3 separate regions of the Mus musculus genome follow, and regions 1 and 3 are each linked to region 2. A link is a loop called in an ENCODE intact Hi-C map of the cell type or tissue named here. Cell type or tissue: heart. All regions are shown on one strand. Links, peaks and the distances in the headings refer to the core of each region. The heading gives the core; the rest is flanking DNA. Region 1 holds the start of Gm41144 (a long non-coding RNA gene). Region 2 overlaps Ddhd1 (DDHD domain containing 1). Region 3 holds the start of LOC115488341 (a long non-coding RNA gene).

Region 1 (10,816 bases), core at 1,317-9,316, 61 kb after region 2:
GAAACGTCCCAGTCCCAGAGTTGCTTCTACGGGGTTAACTCACGGGGAATTTTCATGCCAGCTTATGTCAATGAGTGATTACTGCTATGAGTATCCTATTTCCAGAAAGCTGGTCAATTTCAAGGTTGATTGCATGGCCCCAGTTCCAGCAACTGCACTCTGGTTTGGTCAGGTCAAACAAGGGCTTGCCATAAACATTGCTTCACCACCTCAAACTTGTTCCCGTATTTCCTCCGATGGGAAGTAAGTACCTATGTCCAGCCTCTGTAATGCCACTTTACAACTTGCTTTCCTGGTAAGGTACTTTCTGTGACCCCCCCCCCCCTCCTCGTGCCTGGGATAAAAGTCTTCCTTCCTTCCTTTTTTTTTTTTTAAGATTTATTTATTTATTATATGTAAGTACACTGTAGCTGTCTTCAGACACTCCAGAAGAGGGAGTCAGATCTTGTTACAGATGGTTGTGAGCCACCATGTGGTTGCTGGGATTTGAACTTCAGACCTTCGGAAGAGCAGTCGGGTGCTCTTACCCACTGAGCCATCTCACCAGCCCCCTTCCTTTTTTTTAAAATACCAATTATAGTGGCTTTTAGGCAATTCGTGATTACTCTATTAACTATGTCTGTGGGGTAGGGAAGAAGTTGATTCAATAGTGCCAAAATGGTGGTAAGGAGATAGAGATATGAGGGCATAGACAGAGCCATAAATGTCTCTGGGAAGTTTGACTGGGAAGGAGAGGATGGCTGCAAGGAATGGGAAAGGGCGGGGCATTCTGAGCCATCCTCCCCTCTTCCCCCTCTTCCCCCCCCACCCCGCTTCCCCCTCTTCCCCCCCCCCCCCGCTTCCCCCTCTTCCCCCTCCCCTCCCCCTCCCCCCTCTCCCCTACCCCAGACCTGGCCCAAGAGGGAGGGAGGAGCTGAGCATAGTACATGCTGTGAGGGAAGGATCACCATGTCCAGAAGAGACTCGGGAGTCCCTGAAAAAGAGTCCAGAGTTCACAAATAGAGACCAGGAGGGCACGGGATGCAGCTCCAGGTGGACCAGCTTCTAATGGAGATCTGGGTGCCTCTGCACTGCAATCCTCTTAGGGGCTTGAAAGAGAGTTGGTAGAGCAAGGCAAGCGGGCTACTTCCTGAAGGCTTCGGCTTCAGTGAAGCACAGAAGTCATTCGAGGAGAAGCATTTAGGCTGTGTGGACAGGGGGCCAAGGTTGACTACTGAAGGGCAGTGAGGGGAGGGGTTACAGACCCATACCTATGAGGACATTAAGGCAGTACACAGCTTGTTTACAGCACAACATCAGAAGCAGCACATTATTGAATATTCATGTGGCTGGAGAAATGCATCAATATTTATCTGTGATGTTTATGTTCTTGGATCTAATGGCCCTCTAAGAGAGTTTAAGTTTCTTGGAAGCATAGACCCAAGGCAAGGTACACAGCCGGGGGGTTCTTTTACTTACCCTCTTTCGATCTTTTATTCATGCAGTAAATATTTATGGAGTATTAGCCATGTGCTGGGCACTGTACTCAGTTGGAGTGTGGCTATGAAGAGCCGTGCCTGTGGGATAGAGGGAGATGCCTTTCTTCTAGGAGCTCAGATTCTGGGTTCAGAGGTGAGCAAACAAACAAAGGCATGGTGACTGCATGGTCGTCTAGGACAACAGAAGCAGGTGGGGAAACACAAGGTGAACAGACAGGAAGGACCTGCGGCTCCTACTGAGTGTGCTGCCGTAGAGCCTTCCAGAGCTGACTCACACATAGCCAGAGAGGATCCAGGAAAGCCTGCAGGCAAAGGGATGGTGTGTGGTAAGACAGAAAGGCAAGGAAGCTTGCGCGATGTGACACAGACAGCAAGAGATCAGGAGGTCAGTTCAGGCTGGATCACGTGAGGCTTTTCAATGATGGCTGTCATCTGAAGCACGCAGAAGGCGGTTACTGTGAGAGTTACGGATTGGGAGGATTGTTCTGGGGACTGGGTAGGAAGTAAACTGGAGGGACATTGGAGAAAGCACATTGGAGGCTACTGAGTGCACGATCTCGATGAGATGACCTGACCATAGCTTAAACTATAGAGGGACGGTGGGGATGGAAAATGGAGGCTCAATTTGTAATCTACTCCAGACACAGACTAGCAGAACTCAGCGTTAAGTGGGTCACTGTAGAAGGGCAGAAAACGAAAGCAGAAGACCAAGCTTGCCTCCTCATTTTTAAGTTACACAACAGAGTCGAAGGTACCATTTGATGATACGAATGATACAGACATTGGTGAAGAAGTCCAGAGTCTCACCCTGAACAGAGCACTCTGAAATGTTTCCCGTGGGTCTGAGATTCTGCAGCATCAAGAGCGGGTCTAGACAAGAAACCTGGGGCTCAGCAGAATGGCCATCTTCAGCCTCTAAACAAGAAAATCATCTAGAGAGAGAATTTTAAAGAAGAAGATGGCACAAAAAAAAGAACCTGGAGCTGGGTATGGTGATGAGCACACCTTTAATCCCAGCACTTGAGAGGCAGAGGCAGGAGGATCTTTCTGAGTTTGAGGCCAGCCTAGTCTGCTGCCTACACCAAGGTGGAGGTACCGGGTGATATGAGAAACAGTTTGAGTGGGATGGTCAAAGCAATTGTCAAAGGTGAAAGCCTTCTATTGTAACCCCTTGTAGTTCTTAGCTAAGACTATAAAGACTATCAGAAGCAAAAAGCAGGATTATTAACACCACACTTAGTGAGCATCACACAGAAGCCTCCTGAAACACCTCCAGGCAGAGCCTCAGAGCTCTGGCTTATACAACAACTTCCAGCAAGATCAAGAAATTAGAGTGGGGTGGTGGCATATACTTGTAATGCCAGCCTGCAGACATAGGAGGATAGCGTGTGTTACCCAAGGGACAAAGGCAGAAGGGTTTTGAGTTAGAGACCAGCTACATAGACAGATCTTTTCTAAACAAACAAACAAACAAACAAACAAACAAGCACTAGGGGTCAAGAGATGGTTCAGCAATTAAAAGCACTGGCTGCTCTTCCAGATGACCCATGTTTGAATTCTAGTATCTACAAAGTGGCTCATAACTGTCTTAACTCCAGTCTTAGGGTACCCGATGCCCTCTTTTGGCTTTCATGGGCACTAGTTACACACACAGTGCACAGATATACATGCAGGTAAAACACACACAAAATAGAATGAGGGCTGGGAATATGTCTCGGTGGTAGAACACCATTGAGTAGAATGCTACTGTTCAGGACACCTGGTTCAATCTCCAGCACCTGCCAAAAAGAAACAGCAGAGACATGGAATCACAGAGGAGAACAATTCTAGGCTCCAAGGGTCTGAAATGGTGGGAAGAAAATGAATGAATAAAATGTATTTTCACACCCTTCTGTTTCCAATGTAGAGCTGTCACCTGGCCGGGAGAATTTGTATCCCTTTGTGTCCTGTCTCAGGAGAAAGGGGGAGCAGATGGAGCCTTTCTTCTGCTTGCTGTTTCTCCATTGCCTTCAGCTCAACAGCAAACTTTAAATTGAAGGTGATACGTTTTGGTTTCTTCACAGCCAATTTGGGGCCGAAATGTAAACAGTAACAGAACTGTAGGGCCCCTGCCACAGCTCAGCAGATAAAGGCACTTGTTACCACGCCTGACAACCTGGGTTCCATCCCTGGGACTCACATCTCAGAAAGAGAGAATGACCCCTGCCAGATTTCCTCTGATGGAAGTATAGAGGGCATGCTCGCGCATACAGAGGTTGGGAGGGGGATAAAATGTAATATAAATATGCTTTAAAGAACTGAGAAAGTAGAGATGCCGCATTCCAGCATGCCATCCAAATGGTTTCATGCTTACAGGACCATTATCTGTGAAGGAGTACTGGAAGCATGCATGTGATCAAAACATACTTTCTCTCTCTGCTTTTCAGCTACAGATGACAGAATCTGCACACATAGCAACGGGGATGATCAGAAGCAGCAAACGCAGTCATGTGGGGGTAGGTCATCCAAAAGGGAACGACATCACAGGGAAAAGCTCATCTTTTCCCAGTCTTTGTTATGGTAAAATACATATAATACATATAACACTAGCAGCTCCATCTTCTCTGCTTTTTATTATTTATTATTTATGTATTTGGGCTTTAGACATGGGGGAGGTGGAAGGGGGTTGCACATTCCATAGACGCACAGGAAGGACAGAGGAACAACTCATGAACAGATGGAACTCATGACATCAGACTTGATGGCAGGTTCTTTACCTGATGAGCCATCTCACCAGTCCCTGGCAGAGAGAGGGAGGGAGCGAAGGAGGAAGGGAAGGAGGAAGGGAAGTAGGAGGGGGAAGAGAAGTAGGAGGGGGAAGAGAAGGGGGAAGAGAAGGGGGAAGAAAAGGGGGAAGAGAAGGGGGAGGGGAGGGGGCAGAGAAGGGGGAGGGGAGGGGGAGGGGAAGAGGAGGGAAGAGGGGGGAGGGGGAAGAGATTCTCACTATGTAGTCCTGGCTGGCTAGGAACTCTCTATTTAGACCAGGCTGGCCTCAAACTCACAGAGATCTGCCTTTCTCTACCTTCCAAGTGCTGGTGTTAAAGGCTGTGCCACTACACCCCAGGCTTTGGCTAAATTCCTTGTTTGTTTGTTTGTTTGTTTGTTTTTAATTTTATGTGTATGGTTTTTTTTTTTTGGTTTTTGTTTTGTTTTTTTTTTGCTGCAGTATGTCTGTGCACCACGCATATGCCTGATGTCCACAGAGGCCAGAAAAGGGCATCGGATCCCTTAGAACTGGTATTACAATTGGTAGTGAGCCTTAATGGTGTTTTTAGATTAGTTCGAATAAGAGCAAAGCTTCAAAGTGACACCTCCCAGGCACCAGATGGCGCTGTTCAGCTGCTGGGACGTTCTCTGTCACCTGAGAAGCCTCCTTATGACCTAGCAGATTAAAAACAACAAAACACTTTTGTCCTTGTAAATTGGCCTTAGGGCAATTGGAATCGAGGTGACTGCCTGGCTTGGCTTTCAGTGGCCCTGCAAATCCTGCTTTGGGACCAACAAAGGGTGTGTGTGTTTGCAGAGGACACAGTAATAACAAAGGACAGAGCCAGGGTGACCATTTTCTCAGAATGGAGACTTAGGCCTGCCAACCAAACTAGGAGAAACCGACTGCACAATGAATAACATTGGGAATCAGGGCAGAGCCTAGCCCATTTATTAACATGAATCCCTGACTGGGGTGCAGTTCCTGTTGTAGTGTGAAGGCAGGTCCCTAAGCTCCTAGCCATTCACAAGTAGGGGCCCTCCTCACTGTTCCCAGGCCAGCTTCCAAAGGCCAGGCACATTTGCATGTGTGACGTCACTGCCGGCTTTCGTTTAAGGGCCTCTGTCCTAGTTGTACTGAAATAATCTTTCAATCGCATCCTTCCTTCCCTTCTTACATCCCGGCCCAGCTCTGACCTCCTGGAGGAAGTCCATCTGAGCTGCACAATAGCCCAAGGAGCCCCACCCTCCCATTGGCTAGTAGCCACTGTATCTGTTTAAATGTGTTTATACTCTGGTTTGCTCTGTCCGGAGGTGCCTTTCCACTGTCAGACGTTTGTATGTTTCCTCTGGCTTGCCAGGACCTCCCCTATACCTCCCCAAGCCTTAACTCAAACTCAGGCTTCTTTCGGAAAAGCATTTTTTTACTCCTGTTCTGCCCCCAAATCCCCATCTTATTTCTTGCTCAGCTTTGCCAAACAAATCTCCCTTGAACATTTTGCTTTTCTTCCGTCGGCTCTCCAGTTATCTCGGGCAGTGTACTGCTTTCTCCTGAACCTCGAACCTCACAGCATCATTTGATACCGCGGATGGCATTTCCTTTCTTGAAATGGATGCGTGATTTCTACTTTTACCTCTCCTCGCCCCCACCCCTGCCCCCACACCTGACATTAGACTGACCTCATTTTCCCCCAACCCTTTTGGTCCTTTCTTCTCTGTCTTCAGTCACCTTGAATGACTCTTGTATTTTTCTTGCTTCTGCCTTTGAGAGACTTCAAGGAGCAGTGTCATTTGGGAAGGTTAAATCATCCATTAGGGTTCACCTCTACCTTAATGAATTTCTTGTGCAATTTGATCCTCTCTCAAGATTACCGGGCATACTTATCTAACTGCCCTGCAGAATTTCCCACTGGATAAAATACTTTAACCTCAAGTTCAACATTTCATAGATAGGTAGATAGATAGATGGATAGATAGGTAGGTAGATAAATAGATAGGTAGATAAAGATGGATAGATATGATTACTTTATATATATATGATATATCTAATATATCTGATATATATGATTATATATTACTTTATGTGTATATATTGTCTGCATATATGAATGAGCCCCAGATATGGTCTGCATATATGAATGAGCCTGATGCCTTCAGAGAGAGGCCCTCCAAAGTCTGGGAATGAAACCCAAGTTCTCTGCAAGAACAGGTCTTACCCACTGAGCCACTGCGTAAGCTCCCTAGTTTAACCTTTTTTTCCCTTATGAAATCTCTTCAGCTTCCCCCAGCACCTGAACTCTCTCAGTGTCTCTTTCTCTCTTCAGTGACTCCATTGCTCTCATCATCATCCACGCGTGAACATTTCGAAGCATTTCTATTGTTTTCAAACCCAAACTCCATTTTCAGTTCTTCCACCTGCTAGCTATGTGGTCCAAGGTGAGTGATGTAGGCAGATAGATAGAGAGAGAGAGAGAGAGAGAGAGAGAGAACACAGCACATATTACACTCTGAGTATGAGTTCTTAAAGACGTATTTATTATATGTATGTACACTGTGGCTGTCTTCAGATGCACCAGAAGAGGACATCAGATCTCATTACCATAGTTGTGAACCACCATGTGGTTACTGGGATTTGAACTCAGTACCTTCGGAAGAGCAGTCAGTGCTCTTATCTGCTGAGCCATCTCTCCAGCCCCGAGGGCTATCTTTCCATCCTACCTACTAGTAAAAAGATCTGAGTTCAAGTCCTACCTGGACTACAGAACAAGTTCAAGGCCAGCCTGAGCAATTTAGTGAGACTCAGACTCTAAGTAACAAAAACAACAGCAACAACAGAAAGAAAGCTGAGGATATAGCTCAGTGGTAAAATGCTTGCACAGCAGGTCTGAAACTTCAAGTTCAATCCTCAGTATGGGGAGGGAAAAATCAGGTTACTTGGAGGGATGGTTCAAATGGCACAGAGCACCTCCTGATAGCCACCGAGGTTGTTTGTCTCTGTGGTCTGCCCTACTCTGGATATTCCATATAAATGGAACCACGTATCAGGCTTTTGTGTGTATCTGGCTTCATTCGCTCAGAATGATTTCAGCGTAGCATGTATCAGTGTTCCATGTGTATGTGTAATGACCAAGATTGTGTTAGTTACTTCCATCTCCGTGTGACCAAAGTATGTGACAGAAACTTAAAAGAGGATTGAGTCTTTTTTTTTAATTAGGTATTTTCTTCATTTACATTTCAAATGCTATCCCAAAAGTCCCCCATACCCTCCCCTGCCCATGCTCATGAATTGGGTCTTTTTAAGCTTTTTTTTTTTTTTTTAAATGTGTATGGGTGTTTTGCCTGCACATGTGTCTGTGCACCACAAACATGCCTGGTGCTGGAGCTACAGATAGTTGTGGACCTTCATGTTGGCACTGGGAATCGAACTCTGATCCTCTAGAAGGCCAGTCCATACTGGGCCATCTCTCCATCACTAGGAAGGATTAATCTTGATCAGAATTTGGAAGTGTGGGGAAGTCTTGGTGGATGTCCTAGTGGGGAGCAGAGATTGATGGAGTTGTGTGTGGACTAGAAAGCAGAGTGCGGAATGACAACTGGCTGAGGGGCTGGTGAGATGGCTCAGTGGGTAAGAGCACCCGACTGCTCTTCCAAAGGTCCAGAGTTCAAATCCCAGCAACCACATGGTGGTTCACAACCATCCGTAAAGAGATCTTACTCCCTCTTCTGGAGTGTCTGAAGACAGCTACAGTGTACTTACATATAATAAATAAATAAATCTTAAAAAAAAAAAAAAACTGGCTGAGGCTGTGTGTTTGGAGGTCCACCCTGAATGGCTGACATTAACCAGCTAGGCACTATAACCCCAAAGTTCCACAACCTCCCAACACAGTGCCACCAGCCTGGGATCAAGTATTGAAACATCTGAGCCAACAGGACAGTTCATATTTAAGCTGCAACAGCAATCAATCCCCGGGCCTCAACAGCAATCAATCCCCCGGCCTCAAACGTGGCAGACAAAGTGTTACATTGTTGTTGTTGTTCTTTTTGCCTGTTTCTCCTTAGTTGAACCATATTCCTTTGCATCGGCCAGGTAGCAACTTCCCATCATGGAAGAAAGGAGCTCATGGGGCCTGAAGGTTTATAATACAAGTTGAGAGGGGGGAGTGGGGAGGGAGGGAGGGAGGGAGCGAGGGAGGGAGGGAGGGAGGGAGGGAGGGAGGGAGATATGAAGGGAGAGACAACCCCTCCCTCACGCTCCTATAAATGACCCTGTGAACTCATTGGGTCACACAGGCACTGAAACATGGAGGTAGAGAGGACATAGGTTGTGTAGATGAAGAGGTGCCAGAAGTAGAAGGGACAAGCAGAGTAACATGCGTCTATGAATACAACCAAATTGCATTGTGAACGTGCAGGAAAATGTCAACCCACTATCATCTATAACTAATATATACTAATAAAAACATTAACAATATGCTATTGCCTGGATATACTGTTTTTTATGTATAGATTCATTATTTGTAAGACATTCAGGCTATTTTCGTCTTTTAGACATTAGGAGTATTGACATGCAAGGCTTTTAGGGTTTTGAGGTTTTTCTCCCCATTTGTTCACAGTGCTCAGAATTAAATGTAGAGCCCAGGAAAAGCAAATGCAAGCACACTGATGCTGAGAGATGCACCCCTGGCTATGGTAGACACGTTTTTATATATTAAATATTGTATTATATATCCAGGAGTAGACTTTCTGGCTTATATCGTAACTTCTTCTTATTATTATTATTTTGCTTTTTTTGGACTACTATAATGAGACACCTTATAAATAAGAGAGTTTCTGGATGCTGGAAAGTCTATTTGTGTCTAGTAAGAACCCCTTTTGTGTCAGGCATGGTGGCACACGCCTTTGATCCCAGCACTTGGGAGGCAGAGGCAGGCGAATTTCTGAGTTCGAGGCCAGCCTGGTCTACAGAGTGAGTTCCAGGACAGCCAAGAATACACAGAGAAACCCTGTCTCAAAACAAAACAAAACAGCAACAACAAAAAAACAATCAAAAACAACAACAACAACAAAACCCTTTTGTTTCATAAAGGTGCATTCTAGCTACATACATGCATAAGAGCCAATGACCTAATCAAAGGGAGCCCTTGTGGTCCCTCATCTCAGTACTACTACTTTGGAGGTTAGGTTTTCAACTCAGGAATTTGGTGGATAGCTTACAATAAACCTACTTTTAACTTTCTGAGGAACTGCCAAGTTGTTTCAAAGCAGCTGGCCATTTTGTATTCTTTTCAGCGGTGTGTATGAACAGCAGTTTCTATAGAGATGGGGGGTCGGGTCTGGGTAGTGCTGTGAAACACTCATGATGACTGTAGCTGTGCTTTCCTGCAGAGGCCTGCATAAGATAGAGCCATCAGCTGCTGGAGACATGGCTCAGCAGTTAAGAGCACTGACTGTTCTTCCAGAGGACCTGTGTTCAATTCCCAGCAACCATATGGTGGCTCACAACCATCTGTAATGGGATTAAATGCCCTCTTCTGCTGTGTCTGAAGAGAGCAACGGTGTATTCACATACATTAAATAAATAAATAAATAAATAAATAAATAAATAAATAAATCTTTAAAAAAAAAGATTGAGCCATCAATATTTCATCAACAATCTTTGGGGCATGGACCAACCATCAGGCCCTACCCTCAGCTAAGGAACTATTGGTAAATAAAGGTTTCTAGAGAGGGAGACTAATTTTTCTTCAGGGTGTAGCTACTGGTGAATTGTCCATGATCCAATAAATAATCCCACACTCATGAGAATTTAAGCAGCCCTCCTCAAACTTAGTAAGAGAGTAGAAGGAGGATATGTTAGAAAGGAGGAATTTCAGATGGAGTTGAGGGAGATATGAGAAGGAAATGGCATAAATGTGATCAAAGAATGTTATCTCCACATTGTCAAATGTTATGCACACACACAAAGGCTTTATGGTACTTCCAGAGCCTAGCCAGCATGTCCTATTGCCATCTTTTAAACTGTAATTGTTGTAGTAGTATGGAATATTAGCTCCTTGTAGCTCTGCTTCGCATTCCTAGATGACCAATGACACTAAGCATCTTCTCAGATAGTTACGGCCTTTGCTCATTAAAAACTATTTCTCTCTTTCTAGGGGTGGGGCACATGCCATTAATCCCAGCACTCAGGAGGCAGAGGCTGGTAGATTTCTGTGAGTTCAAGGCCAACCTGGTCTATGTAGAGAGCTCCAGGCCAGCCAAGCCTACATAATGAAACCCTGTCCAAAATAGAAAATAATAATAAAAAAGCAAAATAATAATAATAATCTATCTATCTCATATTACTGTAACAGGTTTCTGTATAGTCGAGATAAAATTCCTTAACAGACATTATTTGCAAGTACTTTATAGGGTTTGTTCCCTACATTAAACAATTATTGTATATGTGCCTGCATCTATATCTGTTCACCATGTGTGCCTGGTACCCACAGAGGTCAGAAGACCAGAGATGCAGATGGTTGTGAGCCGCCATGTAGGTGCTGGTAACTGAACCTATGTTGGAGCACATGCTAAGCGAGTGTTCTGCCATTGGC
Region 2 (8,000 bases), core at 1-8,000:
CTTCTCCCAGCCTCCGCTGTAGAAATCCTCGCTGCACCTCTGTAAAGCCTCAGAGTTGGAGGCAACTTACTTAAAACAAATATACTTTGAGGTGATGTTATTGCTTATATTTTATTATATAACATGTTATCCTCAGAGTCCCTTGAAAATAACACTCCCATCATTTGGTGAATTTAGAATGGCTCTTTTCATTTTAGGTTGAAAATTTCTTCTGTATGGGATCTCCGCTAGCAGTTTTTTTGGCATTACGCGGCATCCGACCAGGAAATTCTGGAAGTCAAGACCACATTTTACCTAGAGAGATCTGTAACCGCTTACTAAATATTTTTCATCCTACGGACCCAGTGGTGAGTTTCAGCATTAGCATGGCTGCTCTGGGAGAAATCTTGCCAGGGACTCTGAATTAACAAGGGAATTTATTATCTGGCTCATTGGGAAAGGTTATATCTTAATATTTGCTCATTCAGAGTTCATGAAATAAAATGTTAAGAGAGGATCTTCTATTGTACTGGTAACATCAGAGACTGGAGAGATGACGCAGTTGTTAAGAGCACTTGCTGTGCTTGCATAGGCCCTGGGTTTGGTCCCCGTCGTCCATATCAGATGACTTAAGTCCAACCTCAGTGGAGGCCGTGCATGCGCATGGTGCACAGCCACATAAAGCAACCTCTGATTAAACAATACATTGTGAAATAATATCCCTGGTCAGCGCTACAGGAGACAAACATCTGCTTTACGCACTGTAAGCAATTCTAATTTTGATGGCCTAGGAACAGGTAAGTCTTACCTGCTTTAGAGGCTGGCAAGAGAAGGTGGGAAAGGCGCTTGCCACCACACCTGTCAACTTGAGATTACTCCCCAGCACCCACGTGATGAAAGAAGGAAAGCAGCTCCCAAAAGTTGATCTTTGTCACCCATGTGTTATAGTACACAAACACAAAAATAAATAAATAAGACAATATAGTTAAAATGTCCTGCTTTAAGTAATGTTTTTCAAAAGCATGCTATAAAATTGAGATGAGTCTGGCAGATTCTCTTAAACCAAAAACAAGAAAGGAGGTGAAGTCGTGTATTTAGTTGAGTGGAAGTGTAAAGTACTCAAGCTTTTCAATTTTCTGCTAATTTTGTGTCTAAATGTAAACACTTGGAGATCTAATCCAGGTGTAAATAGCGAGAGCTGAGAGGACGTTCATAGACAAGACACAGGCTAGAGTACGGCTCAGTGGCCAAATGCTTGCCTAGCTTGCAGGAGGAGTGTGGTTCCACACCACACAGAGTGAAGACGTTTGTGTACATCGTTAGGGAGAATGGTTAGTACAGCACACACACACACTCACACACAGTAAAAGGATTTTAAATATCTGAAGTTAGCTTTTATTTTACAAAGTCACATGTGTGTAAACTTACAGCCACCTCTTGTAAGCGAAGCTGAGGCGCTGAAAGCACCGGGATGATAGCCTACATGTGTTAGAGGCTCAGATGCAGACTGCAGGCCTGGCAGTCCCTTCAGAGACTAGCATGGCCGTATGTTTTACTCCAAGCATGAATTCTGTCTTCTTTGTGCATCTCACATTTAGCTTTTCTATGTTTGGTGCTGGGATTTGAACCCATCTTCACATGTTCTGAGTGTGCATCCTGCCAGTCTGCTTTTTCCTAATGCTTTCTTAATGCTTGTGCAGACCTGCTCTCTTCTTCCTATAAGAGAGCGCCGAGATCTTTGTGACGTATTAAATGGCAGTGAATTGCTAACAGCAGTGAGAATCTGCACTACGGATTCTCAGTAAACACCACACTAACGAGCGACTTGCTGGACAGCAACCTTTCCTTGGCTTTCAAGTTAGGCTCTTATTGGAGTCACGTGTTTGACCTTATTTACTAAGGTCTGGGCTGTCCTCCACTTCAGCTTTGTGAGTCTGACCTTATAACAAGACTCATTCTTTTCTTTTTTTTAAGATTTACTTATTTATTTTTATGTAGCTGTACAGATGGTTGTGACCCTTCTTGTGGTTGTTGGGAATTGAATTCAGGACCTTTGCTCACTCCTGTCTAAAGATTTATTTATTATTATAAATAAATACACTGTAGCTGTCTTCAGATGCTCAAGAGGAAGGCGTCAGATCTCATTACGGGTGGTTGTGAGTCACCATGTGGTTGCTGGGATTTGAACTCAGGACTTTCAGAAGAGCAGTGAGTGTGCTCTTACCCGCTGAGCTATCTCACCAGCCCAACAAGACTCATTCTTGTTTGATCAGAATACAGTGAAACCGTCTTTCTATGAAAACAAATTAATAGACAAAGATAACTCATTTTTTTTATTACTGTTCTTTTGGGTTTTTAATAATCTCACTATTAGGGACGTGTAATTACACAACCTCACATAGTAACAGTGAAAAATGTTTTTCAGATAACCATTTTTTAAAAATTCTTTCTCACTTTAGAATAAACATTTTACTAAAATCCAGGAATTGTGAATTAAGGTCATGTTTCTTTGCATTCTTAAAAATCTAGGCCTACAGATTAGAACCGTTGATTTTGAAACACTACAGCAACATTTCTCCAGTCCAGATCCACTGGTACAACACTTCAAACCCTCTACCTTATGAGCATATGAAGCCAAATTTTCTCAACCCAGCAAAAGAACCTACCTCAGTTTCAGACAGTGAGAACATAGCAGCTATCCCAAGCCCTGTGACCTCCCCCGTCTTATCTCGGCGCCACTATGGAGAATCTATAACTAACATTGGCAAAGCAAGCATATTGGGTAATTCTCTCATTTCTTACCTATGAATGTAAGTACTTTATGTGTAAGTATTAAGTTGGTTGGAAATGCACTGTTAGAAATCTTCCACCTGTCCATCTCCTGAATTAGCGTCTTTGCTGACTGAAGCAGATGCTCTGACATCCTCTGACTAGATTGAAGAAAGGACGGGGCTTTCTGCTGCTCCTTATAATCTTGGCTCTGTGACTTGCTGAGGGAGCCTTTAAAATGCTGTTGTTTTTATTGCTCTTGTGCATTCTGGGGGCATCAAGGTCTCTGATGTCCTCTCAAAGTGAAATTGTTTAGTCCTTTCGCTTCCTAAGGCAAGAGGGATATTTCATCTCTCCTTGAGTAACTTCCTGTGCCAGCATAGAAATTGGGTATTTCAATTGCATAGCACTTGAATGTGTCCTTTGTTTCTGAGTGAGTGTCCTTTATCTAAGTGCCACAAGATGGCACTCTAAGTAGGCCTTAGCTACCAAACTTACTTGCTATTTGACATCATGCGTAAAGGTTACTAATGGCATTGTATAGCATACATTTAGTAAGACATATTCCTATTAATAGGTAGATGCCCCATGTCAACCGCATGGGTCTCTTGTTAGAAGTTTTAATCTTGCCATAAACCTCTGTAACAATGAATATTTGAATAAAATAACACCTGGGTTGCTTTGGCTATATGTTCCTGTATCTGTATTCCTAGAATTTATATTTTCCTTCTTTTAAACATCATTCTTATTTAGAAACCTACAGTAGAAATTGGAATATTTTTAGGTCCCCACCCTGAGAAAGTCCCTCAGTCAGTCGGCTGTGATTGCGGGTGCTGCTCCCCAGGGTGCTGTGAGCGGAGTCAGTGGAGTGATTGCCTTATTCTGTGACATGCAGGGGCTGCTAGCATTGGAAAGGGCCTTGGAGGAATGTTGTTCTCAAGATTTGGACGTTCTTCAGCATCACAGCCGTCTGAGCCATCTAAAGACTCACTGGAAGATGATAAGAAGCCTTCAGCTTCACCCTCTACCACCACCGTGGCAACGCAGACCCTGCCGCACAGTGGCTCCGGCTTCCTCGACTCCGCATGTCAGTCCTACAGTTCTATCCTTGAGCTTTTGTGCCTTTGTCTCTGTAGCTTTTGATGGGTGGGCGGGGAGGGCTGGGCGAGCAGGGCCAGTAGTGGTCCCACTCAAGTCTGAAGTCGTTGAAAGGAAAGGTAATGTGAGTTTTAAGAATATTTTCTAGGCAAGTGTAGTTTTAGTATCTGCGTTGACAAGTTGCTAGATTATAACCAGGACTCTCTGGCACGAGAGTCTAAATTATCAAGTACAAGACAAGTCTCTGGGGTAGGCAACCCTAGCTTGTACAAAGTACATTTTTATTAATACGCTCACCAAGGTTTAAGTTTCCAGTCACTCTAGATGTGTCCTCTGTCTGACACACTGCTCTGTCCTGCAGCTAACCACACACTCCTATGCAGCTTTCTGAGCCCTCCAAGGCTGAGGCATTCTCTTGGGCCCCACTGTGTGTCTTCTGTCCCTGCCCTGTTACCAGTAGACAGTAGGGAGACCTGTGAGTAGGTGCATGAAGCATTAAGGTAGATCTCTTGTTTCCCAGTAGACTTAAGACTTTTTAATCTGGCATAACTGTAAAGCACTGGTCTGTCGGTGAACTTAAAGTGCCAGGTAATAGCACAGACACTTTGTGTCTTCCCGTCGATGATAAGGAGAGACAGACTCTGAAGCAGCCGCTTCCTTTCTGTAGCTAGCAAGCGGGAATGGACTTCTCCAGTCCTTTTAACAGACTCCACCGCAGCTACCAGGAGCACCGTGTTCTTACTGTGTCTGCCACCCTGAATTCTGAAACAGCCATCAACCAGAACCGGTCTGGGTGGCATCCAAGAGGCTGCCCCACTCCTCCACACACATAGTCCACTCCAGGGTAACTAGGCAGCAGGGCTAGGCGTTCTTATGTGGGCCAACAGCATCTGTCAGTCCTTTCCAGTGCTAAAAAATGTGTTTGCAAGTCATTAGGGCCATGTGTAAACAATTCTTTTTAGATGTTGATATTTGTATAAAGCTCATTTTTCTTCTGAGTTCTTACACTGTTTTTTTTTTATTTTTTAGTTAGAAACATGATTATAAATGTATAAACTTTAGTGGCATGCAGAAATCAAAATAGTTAACTTCTGAAAACAGTTATTTTGGAGGAATTTTGTAAGGTGGCACTAAGAATTTACAGTTCTTCATGGTCTTGTCAGTGCATGGCAGTGATGCTGGTGAATGGGAGGGTGCACACTGGGGACAGACACTCCCGGGAACAGTTGAGACCCCAGCAGGAGTGAACACATACAGTGTCTGAGCAAAGAAAACCCCGGTCCGTTCTGTATGCTGCTACAAATGTAAAGATCCCTCCCTCTCTCCCTCCCTCCCTCCGCAGTGGGAGCTCAGCTGAACAGAACTCACCACACATGTCCCCTCAGACCCAGACCCAGTGTGTGCTGTGCATGCAGCCTGCGGTCCTGCTGGGCTACACCCCAGCCGTGCTGTGTCATACTTGCATGTAAATGCTCTGCCAGTCTTCTTGTTAGATTTCACCTGTAGTCTCGACAACATCTGAGATATCTATGAGTCTGTTTCATATAGTCAGCTCTAAAGAGATAGACTAATGTTAGAGTCAGGCCCTGACAGTGCGCGTCTGTCTTCAGTCACTCTGGGTCTGGGTTCCTGATTCTTAGACTTGCCTCAGTAGAGTTCCTTCTGTGTAATCCTGACTTTTATGCCATAATTGCTGACTTGCAATCCTGAAACTCTCTCTTCCTTAAATCTCTGTGGACCCTGGCTGTTGTGATGAGGTTCTTGGGCCTCCTTCCTCCTCCCCTCCTCACACTGAGTGCCTCAGCTTTCTGGATAGCCTTCATCTGACGCCACTGTCTTTGAGTCTCATTGTCTGAGGGTAAAGAGGATACAGACTGAATCCATGATCAATCCTGTTTTCTCTGTGAAGAGTAAGTCCTGTCAGGTGTCCTTTATTTTCATCGACTTGACACATCTTGCACAGCTATCCTTAATTTCTTCTGAAAAGACAAGGCTTATCTTAAAGCATTTTATGGTTTCATTTCTTGTGCTCCTGCCGGATTTTTTTTTAGTTTGTTTAGGGGAGGGTTGGTTGGTTGTTTTTGTTTGGTTTGGTTTTTGCCCTGTAGGTTACAACGTGAATTAGCACTGAGTTTGAGGAGTATCTGAGCTTATTAACAGATTCTGACATTACACTTGAGAATTGAACTGTGTCCATATTTTCCATGAAGGAGCTCTTGACAGAAGCCTAGAGGTGCGCTCCTTGTGGGCTAGGCTTAATCAGCCTATTTGGAATGTGGTTCTTAACGATTGGCCACTGCAACACTGAAGGCCATTTGTAACTATCAGCCTTGCCTTTACACCGCGTATTGTTTGTTTTTCTTCACAGATTTCAGACTTCAAGAATCGTTCTTTTATCTCCCACAACTTCTTTTTCCGGAAAATGTAATGCAGAGTAAAGATGATAGCCTCGGTATGGTATATGTCAGGAGTGGCACTCAGCACCCTGAAATGCTCTCCTTAGAGGTCTGCTCAGTGAGAAATGGGATCAGCTCTCTGCGAGCTGCTTCAGTGCTACCACAGCAGACTATGTGTGTGTTCTTGTCTTCAATGGTAGAGTTCATGCCCACTTCAGATGCTAAAAAATAGACTCCTACCAAAGAGGGACTTGAGAGAAGAGAGGGCATTAGGCCTGTGTCTGTCTTCTATATTGTCCTCAGGCCTCAGGCCCACTGTTCTTTCCACGTCTGTGCTTAGCATACAGTTCCCTGCCACAGAGAACCGCATCACTTGTACTGGTGATGTCTAACATCAGCACCTGGACTGGGGTCTGCCCTAGCTGACAGCTCATTCTACACAATGCTCAATGTCCTTCATGGGGTGATGAGGGCGGGGGGGGGGATATTTTTAAATGTAGTGATACTGGTGCAAAGCTATTCCCAGTCTTCATTTCCAACATATCCTGAATCTATCACCAAGGACTAATCTTAATAATTACTTTTCCTACTAACTTCTTATTTCTTCTAAATTTTCTATATTTCCTCTTTCGTGTTTTTCTTATTAATAGTGAATTCTATCTTTGGTGTTAAAAAATGTGTTCAGGGTTTTCTTTGTAATTTTACCCACCTTTAAATTTTTGTGCATCTTTTTCAGTTATCAAAAAAGATTGCTTTGTATAGTTCCGAAACAGTGGTTGAGGATAACAAGCTGGCTCCTTTTGTGCCTCCAGAGCAGAGTTTATAGTAGCCAATCTCAGTGAGTTCCCCTCAAGAACTTATCTTATGTAAGGATCTCTCCAACTGGTAGTCATAGACAAACAATTCCACTAAAATAACTCGTGTTAAGCTAGAGAAACAGCTTAGCCAGTAAAATGTTTATGAGAGAGCCTGAGTTCAAACCTCAAAGCTTACTTTTTAAAAAGCTGGGCACTGCAGTACACAGCTGTAATGTCATTGGGGTGGAGACGTGGGACTGAATCCCTGCACCGCTCTGGCCAGGCTGGCCCAGCCAATGAGATACACTGTCCAACCAAGAGACAGCCCTGAAGGACTGCCTCCCAGAGCTGCGGTGCGGCCTGAGCATACGCGTGCATCTGTGTTAAGGCACGGCTGCTCAGGAGCAAAGGGCTTTGTGTTTTGTTTTTTTTAACAGATTTTACATTTAGGTATCTGAAGCACAGAGAAAGAAAGGAAGGTGGTTTTATTTTCTCCTTCCCCCATGATCCCAGAGGGCTAGAGAGAGGAGGAGAGTCCATCTCCCTCTGCAGTCCCAGCAAGTCTGGGTGTGATAATGCCAGGACAACTGGTACACGTGCATCAGAGCCTGCTTTGACCATGGGCATGTTGTACAGCCGAACCCAGTGGTGCTGCCGTGTAAACCTCTCCCGTAGAGATCCTGTGAGCCACGTGGAGAGAGGATGGGACACAAGCCCACTCCACTCACCGCTGGCCTCCCTCCCTCCCTTCCTTCCTTCCTCCCTTCCTTCCTTCCTTCCTTCAGAGCCAGCAAGACGTGAGGCGGCTGCACTGAGGGCCCAGAGGACGTTGGCTGGGGAAAGCTGGCTACCCTAGCACAGGTGGAGCCAGTCTAGGTAGCAGCTAGTGTCCCCAGAGGTGACAGGCATGACAAGAGCACAGAATAGAGTAGATAGCTCCATGATGACAGCAGTCATTTAG
Region 3 (10,816 bases), core at 1,466-9,465, 50 kb after region 2:
TTTAAATGTAAGCTGAAGAGCTTACAGTTGTTCTCTGGTGACCAAGCTGTCAGACATGAGTTGTATATGGACTCTCGAAGCTCCTATCCTATTTGCCCAAGTCTGAATCCCACAGGCCTCTGCTTTGATGGCCCCTCTTTGCTACACATGCTTTTCCAACACTTCAGCTTCCAAACCTAGGGCTCAAGGAACATAGAGGAAGAGGGGTCAGAAAGACTGTAAGAGTCAGAGCGCCAAGAAGTCTGCTGTAAGGCTGCCTCTCTAGAATGAGATGCATTAACCAGAGAGGGAAACAATGAGAAAATCAATCAATACACATGATAGGAAGGCAGGGGGAAATCTCACAGGACCCCACTCCCACACAAAGAACTACAGGCAATTGATGACAGCTGAGAGAGACAGGAAAAGTTAGCCTCCCCCACAAAGGAGCCTCCTGACTGATTATCCAGGTGGTCAGCCCTGAAATCATATATACATGAACAACAAAAATGGACCTGGTAGGGTGTGTGTGTGTGTGTAAAACAATAATATTCAAAGGAAAGAAGCAATCAGCTTGAGAGAAGGTAGGGACATATAGAAGTTGACAGGAAGGGAGGACACAGAGGGGGGCTGGAGGGAGGAAAGAAAAGATGGAGGTATGATGTAATTATATTTTATTTTAAATTGGTAACTAGTAATTACATTTTTATTTAAAAACTTTTAGATTCACTCAAGTAACCGTGCATGCTATAAAGAATAGTTAAGAGAAACGTAGCTGTCAGCCTGTGAGGCTCACAGGAAATGGCCAAGGGCAGTGTCTACAGAAGTTGGTACTGGCGCTGAGATGAGCCGGATGGAGTTGGTCATTCAAAGAGCTCAGAGGAAGAACTGTCCGGGCCGACTGACTGTGATCAACAGTTTGCTTAACCCATGTAACTCTTCCCATGTAAGGTCAAGGAGAACCCTGCCTACTGACGGCTGTACCTGACAGGGGCTTACAGTGAGTATGTCTAACTAAAGAAGGGTGAGGGAGGGGATTATGAGTGCAAAGGTGTCTTGAGAGCCTGATTTGAACCTGGCCTTGAGATACAATTAACCTTTTTAAATTTGGATTTTTAAATAGGCAGTGCATTCTCTTAGGTTGAAGCCAGCATGTTTTAAAATGTATGTGACAGGGCTGGTGAGATGGCTCAGCAGTTAAGAGCACTGACTGCTCTTCCAAAGGTCTCAAGTTCAAATCCCAGCAACCACATGGTGGCTCACAACCATCCATAACTAGATCTGACGCCCTCTTCTGGTATGTCTGAAGACAACTACAGTGTACTTACATATAATAAATAAATAAATAAATAAATAAATAAATAAATAAATAAATAAATGTACATGACAACACCTGCAGCAAATCTGTCTCCAGTTTCCCAGCTCCTACACTCCACAGGGAACCGCTGTTTTCTGTTCCTTAAATACACTTATTTCCAGAATGAGTTCATGGGAGTGCAAACAAATTGCCAATATGCACTCTCCCATTTCCCCTTTATTATCAAAGCATGGAATATTTTCCCAAATTTTGCTTTCTTTTATTAATATGTTAAAACCTCTTGCCTCACCTATTCACTTTCTTTCTTGTTTTTCTCATTCTTTTGTTCACCTGTTGCAGTGATTTGTATATATGCTCAGCCCAGGGAGTGCCACTATTTGAAGGTGTGGCCTTGTTGGAGTGGGTGTGGCCTTATGAGTGTAGGCTTTAAGACCATTGCCCTAGCTGCCTGGAAGTCAGTACTCTGCTAGCAGCCTTCAAATGAAGATGTAGAAGTTTCAGCTTCCTGCACCATGCCTGCCTGGATGCTGCCATGTTCCTGCCTTGATGATAATGGGCTGAACCTCTGACCCTGTAAGCCAGCTCCAATTAAATGTGTCCTTTATAAGAGCTTGCTTGCTCTTCACAGCAATGGAAACCCTGACTAAGACACCTGGCCACATATAATTCGTTTAACCTCAAGATTTGATACTTCATTTCAAAAAAATTTTTCTTCTCTAAGCCAACCAATAAATGATATTTACTAAAGGATAAACTCATGTTGGATCATAAGTCAATGGCCTAAAAAATTATCCAACTTTATGAGTTCATTCCTGGGCATGGATCCATAAGAATACTGGCTGATATAGCAAAATATGAGTTCATTTCAACCGAGCAGGCAGCGTAAGTGTAAACGCTGCAAGGTTCGCCAAGGTCATTTGGACAAGGCATTCTGGAGTTCCCCCCAGAAGACGTTCAATCATTCTGGTCCTTCTGAGCATCGAGAATAATTTTACTTTTACCTAAATGCTAATGCAGCACAGTTTGCAAAAGGCTTGTGTGCTCAGCAAGCCTCCATGTCACTAGGGTACCAAGGTTGTTCCAGGAGGGATGCATTGAAGCTGGAACTGGAGAAGCCGTCGGCAACCATCTCAGCCCTTGGGAGGTGGAAATAGGAGACTACAGAGTTCAAGGTCACATTGGGCCACACAGGAACTTCAAGGCCAGCCTGGCCTGCATGAGACCATGTTTCAAAACACCCCCTTCCCCAAACAAAGCAAAACTAAGGTCCTCCTGGCCAAGAAAACAGTGTGTGGGATCCTCTGAGTTTATCTTGCACATGTCTGCTGTTGGTGCTCCATCTGGCCCAAGGGGAAATTCCACCCAGCTGTCCCCTCCCAGTAGGCTTGATTGGCAGGGTGCCTACCTAGTGAGGAGAACTCTCAGGCATGGCATGTGCTATATTTGCCAAAGGACAGAGCATCCGACCAGCTGGAAGGGGCCAGTTTACATTCTGGAACTTACTAGAAGCTTTATAAGAACACACTCAAATACAGACGGACAGGTCTTCATGAAGTTCTGCAGCCTGGACAGGGACCAGACTCAAACAGATCCCGTAAGACACAGAAGCTCTGCGATCAGAAAGACTAGACTTCATGCTCTCAGAGGTGGGCCCAAGTGAGCATGCTTAGTGTAGAAGGTCGGAGGGGAGAAGAGACAAGGGAAAGAAAGAAAGAGGGAGGAGAAGGGAAGAAAAAGAGGAGGGAGGAAGCAGAGGAGGGGGAGGGAAGCAGAAGAGAAAGGAACAGTTTTGATCCTCAGTCTTTCTAACCCTTTCTGAGTTTCTAGTAATGGCATATATCATGTGTGTTTTATGGACTTCCAGAAGGTTCTCCAACTCACTCAATGTGGCTTTGCTGTTTACCAGCCACTAGTTTGGGAACTCCAAAGTAGATGAACATTTAGGACGGTTATTTGGTCAAATTTTTGAATGACATGGCCGTTCTCATGTGTGGTTCATCCTGTCTCAAGTGACCCATGAGTCTCTTCCAAGAGTACCCCAGTACCACTTCTGGGGGGGCAGAGCCATGAACAAAAACAAAAGATGTGAGTTCTGCCCATTTCCCTGTGGAAGGATGGAGTGTGGGCGAGCCACCTCCAGTGACCAATGGTTGAACATGAGTTAGTTTAATGAGCTATTGCTGGTCCTTGTCTGGCTTGTAGCCCTAGTGAATTCCTGTTCTGGAGAAAGGTTTATCTAACATATCTGAGACACATTAAGGCATCAGCAGGTAGCTCTCTCTGTGTGTTTCCCTCCCTCCCCCTCCTCCTTCTCTTTCCCCCTTCTTTCGTGTGTGTGTGTGTGTGTGTGTGTGTGTGTGTGTGTGTAATGCATAAGTGCACATGCAAATACAAAGAGCTAGCCAGCACTGAGCCTCCCACAGTCAGTCTCCCAACCAGAAAACCGTCACCGTCAGGCCTTTATCACACCTCTGACCTCCACTTGGTTTCAGCCTCTATGCAGATGTGTCCATTCCTTAGAATGTTTTCAGGTACCATTTTACTGTCTGACATGCTCGCTCTCTCTCTCTCTCTCTCTCTCTCTCTCTCTGTGTGTGTGTGTGTGTGTGTGTGTGTGTGTGTGTGTGTGTGTGTGTGTGAGAACTCCATGGGAAATACTTAGTCTACGCAGTAAGTATTTTAGTTGTCTAGGGTTGTATTGTTAGTATCTGGAACCAGCCCCAGAAAGGTGCTCCCTAGTGAGGGTGCTCTTCCAATGAGCATGCTCTCAAGCAAAAGTGCTCCCATTAGAGGGCGCTGTGCTTGAACCCGGGAAGTACTTATTGTGTGGTTAGCAATGATTTCTCTTAGAATTTAGTCCTGCCAATATATCTGCCCGCAATATGTTCCTCTTGTTTAAAACTGTGGTTCAAGACAAAAATGGAAGTTTGGGGTAAGTATTTTTTTTAGGAAATGTTTTATTTCTTGTTCCCTTTCCTTTGTGAGGACTTCTGCATCTGTTTAGAGAATAGAAAAGTCAGACACCGGACGTTAAATTTGAAGCCCTGCCCCGTGCTTGCTGAGTCATTGCACTGAACTTTAGGGCATTCCTGAGAGCCTAAAAATGGGAACAGTCACCCTCTCACCCTTCATGCAGACAGATGTGAAGTCGTCTTTATCTCGGTTCTCTTCCTCAGAGGCAGCCTGGAAGCAACAGCCTCCTTACCTGGTGTCTTCCTGAAGCAAATCAGGAATCAAGTGCTTCGGTGGTCCTCCGGTCCGTGGGAAGAAAGCGCTTCCTGTGAGCGCACTGACCACAAAGCCGGCAGGTGCATGGGGGCTCTCAGTGCGAACCTTGTGTTCTCAGTGGCGGTTAAGTGTGTGTCCAGCAAACAAGAGGATGGGGGAGGAGCCATGTGTGTGCGGGCTCTTTGACTGATTGCACGTTTGTGTCCTGATTGGGAAGGCAGCCTCAGTGGACCTTTTCAAGGCACAGCATCTCCTCCTGGATATAGAATAGCGATGGCGATTGTCGCTGAGCACCTACCTGCCTAAGAACTGTGAACAAAATTAAACTAACTTTCTTGACCTCTGCAGCAGACTGTACACCTTATTTTTTATAATTCCCGCTTTAATAGCTGAAAGTAAATACAGCGAGAGTGTAGATGGATGATCCTTTTATTCCCTGAAATTCCTGCACTCAGGAGGTAGAGGCAGGAGGAGCAGAAATTCTACGCTAGCCTGGGCTACGTAACAGACTACCTTAAGCCATAAAGTAGTAAAAACCGGACAGGAAATGTTGTTCGGTTAGTAGATTGAGTGCCTACCACACACGGATTCCCCGGGTCCATCCCCAGCACCAGGTATGGTGTGGTGCACACCAGCAATCCTAGCACTGAGGAGATGAAGACAAGATCAGAAATTCATGGTAAATCCTCAGCTGCACAGCAAATCTGAGGCCAGCTTGGGGTGCATGAGACCTTGTCTGAACAACAATGGAATGCAGCTAAACAGACACAGCAGAGCTAGACCGATTCTTATTCCTATTCCTGGCACGTATCGCCCAGGCATACTAAGAGCGGGTGGGTGTCTGCCATGTTGCCCGCCGTCCTCTCTATAAGCTTCATTCAGGCCTATCCCCAGCGGGCTCCCCCTACTGGTCAAGTTAGGGACTAATGGTACCAATAAGGGCGGTAGTTAGAACTAACGGGGAACGCAAAACTTCTAAACGCAGAACATAATGCATTCACATGCCATTTTCCTTCACCATTGCTGTTCAGTTAGGTTGGTGTAGCTCACTGTTTGTTGCCTATTATTTACCAAGAGACACTCTGCCTGCAAGCCTCAGCTCGCTCTCTGTGCCATTTAGTTTCATTCGCTTGATCCAAGCGAATCAGCTGTGAAGCAGGAACCTCAACTGAGAAAATGCTTATATCAGGTTAGCCTGCAGGCATGTCTTAGGGCTTCTTTTGGGGGGCCTGGGGGGAGTTGAGCCAGGATTTCTCTGTGTAGCCCTTGCTGTCCTAGACTCGCTGGCTTCGAACTCACAGATATCTGCCTGCCTCTGCCTCTTGAGTGCTAGAATTAAAGGAATGTGCCGCCGGCGCCGCCACCACTGCAGCCGCCGTGGCCACCTCCTCCCCCTCCCCCTCCCTCTTCCTCCTCCTCCTTCCTCTTCCTCCTCCTCTTCCTCCTCCACCTTAATGATCTAAGTGAGAAGCCCCCCACCCCTTTGGGCAGTGCCACACCAGAACAGGCTGTCTTCGACTGTGGAAGAAAGCAAGCTGAGAAAGCCATGGAGAGCAATTCCCAGGGTTCCTGCCAGCAGCCTTCTTCAGGGGTCAGCCGTCCCCTGCTTCCGCTGCTGCTTTGAGGTTCCTGCCTGATGGACTAACCTGTTAACTAAAATTAACCTTTCTCCTCGAGTTGCTTTTGGCTAATGTTTTATCACAGCGAGAAAAAAGCTCACTGGGACACTTTCCAACAGTGTGGGAGGTTGCACTAAATAAACACCAGGACCTTTACCGAAATTTGGCATCGGTGAGCACTGAACACAGGCAATGTGATGCAACTATTTTCCAGAACAGGTAATGCGGTGGCCTGAATATCTGTAAGGCCCCCATTCATGCAGGTTTAGCATCCCCAATCTAAAAATATAAAACTAAAAATGCTCTGAAGCTTGAAATTTCATCTCAAAACCACGTATTCTTGGTCTTATCCTGGGTGTGGGAGGTGTGCAGAGATCGACAGCTTGTAAGCAAATATCTCAAAATCTAAAGAAAGAGAAGAGGGGAAGGCAGAGGCGGAGAAGGACACAAAGGGAGAAGAGGGGAGGAGAAAGGGGGAGGAGAAGGGATGTAAGAAAAGGAAGGGAGGCGGAGAAACAAACGTTTTTGGTCCCAGACACTTCAGATGAGGTTTTGAACTGTGTCGAAATTTAATCCACAGTATGATAATGTCAAAAGGGCCTTTAGAAAGGAACTAAATCATAAGAAGTCCATCTTGGGGCTGGATAGATGGCTCAGCAGTTAAGAGCACTGACTATTCTTCCAGAGGTCCTGAGTTCAATTCCCAGCAACCACAGGTGGCTCACAACCATCTGTAATGAGATTTGATGCCCTCTTCTGGTGTGTCTGAAGACAGCAACAGTGTACAATAGATAGATAGATAGATAGATAGATAGATAGATAGATAGATAGATAGATAGATCTTAAAAAAAAAAAAGTCCATCTTACCGGATGAGGTTTAGTGCCTTGTGAATGAAGTCCCAAAGGGCTTCCTTCACATGTCTTACCCAGTCGCTGCCCCACATGCAAAGAATGGGACCGGATCAGATATCAGTTCTGCTGGCACACTGACCTTAGACTCCCAGCTTCCCAAACTATGGGCATAGACTCCTGCAAGTACTAAATTACTCAGTCTGAGGAGCTTTGGTGCCACACCTGGAATGTGCTAACACAGAAAGTAAGCAGAACTTACAGCAACCCCTGGGAACTGGATTTTTATAAAGACTAAAAAGCAAGAGGGATGGCGCCCAGCTGTTTATGGCACCTTCAGGCCCACACACTCTGGAAACCTCACTCGTTGGGCCAGACATGTTCCTGTTTCCTCGGATCCTCTGATCTGATCTTTACTTTTTGAAGAGCCCCGTGGCTCTTTTCCATGTAGCTATTCTTTCTGCCTGAGTGATTCCAAAATATCTTTGTCTTTCATTTATGTATGTAATGTTCGCATTATCAAGTTACTATGTCTATATCATGTAATTGTATGTATGTCTGTATATATGTATGTGTGTATGTGTGTATATATATGCATGTCTGTATGAGTGTATTTGTGTATATGTGTGTGTGTGTGTGTGTGTGTGTGTGTATGACTCACAAGTGGAGTTGCAGCCCTGCTATGTCCTCAAACTTCAGACCTACAAAGACAATGCCTCTTTTTGTCCTGAAATGTGAGGGTCATTTACACATATTTGAGAGAAGACTAAGAACAGTGCAGGCAAGCTGCTAAAAGGAGGAAAGTGAATATGAAGAAGAAAGAGACAAGACCCATGCCCATCAGTTAAGGGTCCAAGAGAGCCAGCAGACTGGCAATGAAGGTGGGCAAGCAGTTGCATAGGGCAGAAGGGGAAGTGAGGAAGTCCCAGGCTTATACCTCAGGGTATGCATGCTTAGGATTTGGGCCAGTATCTAAAGAAGGGCTAAAAAGGCAGAAAGAAAATGTTTCACCTTTTGAGCTAGAACTCAGAAAATCAGGCTGGCTTAGCATTCAGGCTTTGTGAGCCATTGTCTCAAAGCCATCTTAACCCAGGGGAAACTGGGTGTTTCTAAGTCACCACCCCAGACTCAGCATAACAAAACAAACTTGAAGTCATTTCTTTCTCAAGACCTAATATAGGTCCTGATACCACTATGTTAAGAAGACCTAATGCAGGTCTTTCCACTTGCCCAGCAATCCTAGCTGAAAGCTCTGGTGGCTTTGTTTCATTTCCACATTTTTTTAAGATTTATTTTATTTTTATTTATGTGTATGCGTGTGTATCTGTGAGTGTATGCCATATGTGTGCCATTGCCCTTGGAGGCCAGAAGAGGGCGTCAGATCTCCTGGAGCTGGAATTACAGACAGTTGTCAGCCACCAGATGGCATGCTTGCCTTGTATGGGTCCTCTAATCTGCCACTGATTTCTGTCACTTCAGCCACACAGGGATCATAGATTCTCTGCCCTTGACACCATCTTGTCTCCTTTGCACAGGCATCCATCTGGGTTTCCTAATGTCCATTGCCACAGGTCACCTGTGGGCGCTGGCAATGAGTGCCCTGTTCCCTCAGCAACCTCTTGGGACTCTTGAATGAAAACAATCTCTCTGCACCTACCCCTCCCTCTTACCATCCTGAAGTTCAGGCTTCTTTGATTCTTTCACATTTGCCTGTCCAGACTTGTTGTATAACTTTCCCTTTTTCATTTTCTCTATTATTATTATCATCATCATCATCGTCATCATCATCACTGTTAGTGGGGAGGCTGGGAGGCAAATACCATTACCTGTTAAACCATCTTTCTGGTTCATAACCATCTTTTTTTTTAAAGTAAGAAATAAGTTTATGAAGATAATAAGAGACTAGAGGAAATTATAGGCTTGCAGAAAAGCAAGGAAAACCATTGGTTGGGAATATTAATTTCTTTTCGCAGACTAAGGAAATAGGCTGCCCCTTGGGCTGCTGTTGTTTACTAATTCCATATTTGGAAAATTTTACCTTTCACAGAGAGGAAGCACTTCATCTCCAAGAGAACAAAATAAATTTAAACATTTGGATTGATTACTGGAAACACTCCCTATCTGGGAGAGAAATATTGAATTATGAAATGGCCTCCTCTGCAAACTCGTGAGAGTCACCATCCAAAATATTAAAAATTAAATCAGATAAAACATTAGCTGGGCCTAATGTAGGAAATGATCCTGTTCTGGTTTGGGGGAGACAGACTGGAGACCTATCGGGGCTTTTCTATTATTTATTGTAAAGATTTTTGCCAAGAAGCAAAACCCACACAGCAGGAACTCCAAAGTTGTCATTCAGAGCTCCTGAAAAGCCAAGTTCCCAGGTCCTCTGTAACTCCCAGGGCACTGGAGACCTCTTCTGACTCCAGTAGGCACCAGGAATATACATGGTTCACATACATAGGTAAAGGCAGAGCACTCACACATAAAATAAAATAAATAAATCTGAAGGAGGAGGGTTAAATAGAGAGAGGACCAGAAGGAAAAGCACTGTCACACAGTGAAAACTCTCGGATGCTCTGTGGAGGAAACTGATTAGAGAAACCAGACAATGTTTGAAGGAGGGCAGGAGCTGAGAACAAGAGGTAGCTGGTGGATACAGGTCACTCAGGGCCCCCGGGTGCCATGCTAAGATTCTCATCTTTCTCCCAATAGACTTTGAGTTTGTTGTTCCCCTGTTTGTTGGGCTACAGTGTTGAGAGCATTAGAAAGCACAAGAGCAAGTGTGGGGACTCCATCAAGCTGCCTCAGCTAATGTGATGGGTGGTAGAGAGGAAGACGGAGGGATGGAGTTGGTAAAGGTGTAGGATTAAAAAAAGAAAATGAACAGTCTTTAGTAGTGGAGTAAAAGAGGCAAGAGGTATAGATTGTATCAAAAACAACTGTGTGTACAGCCTGGCCTCTGACACAGGACTGAATGGTGTATGTGTTGAGTCTGACGCTCATGTGGCTCCAGTAAGGGACTGAGTGTGTGGTCCGGTTAATCATGCCTGCTGGTTGACTTTGGGGGATGGTTAACATGGAGCTGGGGTTTGGCACCATGGGATGACATCCCTAGAAGAGTCCTTTGAGTGACAAGAGAAGGAAATCTTCAGATAGTGACTTGAGGACTCCAAGCAAACCTGCCATAATGAGGAAAAAAGGTCTGAGAAGAACCGAGGGAGGCCAGGGCACACAGTGATGCTGGAGCCAACAGACTGCTGTGAGGGAAAAACGCCTTTCCGTACCAAAGGTTGCCAAAAGATCCAAGAAAATGAGAGTTGAAAATTCCCTTTGCGTCCTCTGGGAAAAGCCACCATGAGGTTGGCGCTGACGCTGGCAATAAATTTCCACTGTGTGTATGCGAGCACGCAGGGAGAGCAATGAGACTGAAAGAGCAATGAGGCTGGGTCAGCACCACCAGGGTTGACTACTCAGGGGCAGTGGGGAAGGGTGCAGCACAGGATTCATCAACATTACATCATTTAAATTGTTGGCTGTTTACATAGGGTTCGTGTTGTGTCTGAACTCTGAATGATCAGACCATGCCGCCCCCGTGTGCTGGGTTGTCAGCAGGACTGTCCGAAATAATGGCAACTGAGTCTGAACAGATGCAGGGAGAACATTCTATGTGTCCGTTACCTGCCTGAAAGTTGCACACCTTTACCATGGAGACAAGAGCGCACTAAGATCCATATGTGTAACGCAGTCCTTACCTTCTTTTAGCTGACTATTTCTGTGACTCTTACTCATTTGAAGACTGTTGAAAAAAAAAAAAGCAACA

Evidence for each region. Peaks named below come from ENCODE experiments on the same cell type or tissue, not always from the same donor. Only the 100,000 strongest peaks of a DNase experiment are listed, where the experiment ranks them.
Region 1: a loop joins it to region 2, with 2.7 times the contacts of the local background. A loop is called at or near these places in 4 of 42 quality-filtered maps.
Region 3: it touches region 2 in a loop (3-fold over the local background); 11 of 42 quality-filtered maps call a loop at or near these places.

What each region holds. Positions count from the first base shown.
Region 1 is chr14:45,534,432-45,545,247 of GRCm38, reverse strand. Gm46452 (a long non-coding RNA gene) reads right to left here. Exons shown (of 3, transcript XR_001781252.2): 3 at 6,580-6,645. Gm41144 (a long non-coding RNA gene) reads left to right here and starts at 1,849. Exons shown (of 4, transcript XR_003951187.1): 1 at 1,849-1,863; 2 at 3,385-3,973; 3 at 6,548-6,659; 4 at 9,612-9,678. 4930527F14Rik (RIKEN cDNA 4930527F14 gene) reads right to left here and starts at 1,538. Exons shown (of 7, transcript NR_045809.1): 1 at 1,459-1,538; 2 at 891-973. In heart, for the core only: a CTCF peak has its summit at 4,836 (motif pointing right); a DNase peak (open chromatin) is centred at 5,367; H3K27ac peaks cover 1,488 bases.
Region 2 is chr14:45,597,400-45,605,399 of GRCm38, reverse strand. It overlaps Ddhd1 (DDHD domain containing 1), which reads left to right. Exons shown (of 14, transcript NM_001042719.2): 10 at 198-347; 11 at 2,509-2,761; 12 at 3,644-3,835; 13 at 6,215-6,298. Among named protein-coding and RNA genes, the nearest start is that of Gm41145, 19 kb to the right of the region's middle. In heart, for the core only: a CTCF peak has its summit at 3,207 (motif pointing right); no DNase peak of the experiment used is centred there; H3K27ac peaks cover 333 bases.
Region 3 is chr14:45,545,905-45,556,720 of GRCm38, reverse strand. 4930527F14Rik (RIKEN cDNA 4930527F14 gene) reads right to left here. Exons shown (of 7, transcript NR_045809.1): 3 at 10,749-10,792. It overlaps LOC115488341 (a long non-coding RNA gene), which reads left to right and starts at 2,528. Exons shown (of 3, transcript XR_003951188.1): 1 at 2,528-2,943; 2 at 4,474-4,577; 3 at 10,542-10,562. In heart, for the core only: CTCF peaks have their summits at 5,430 (motif pointing left) and 8,339 (motif pointing right); DNase peaks (open chromatin) are centred at 2,670 and 6,200; H3K4me3 peaks cover 649 bases; H3K27ac peaks cover 547 bases.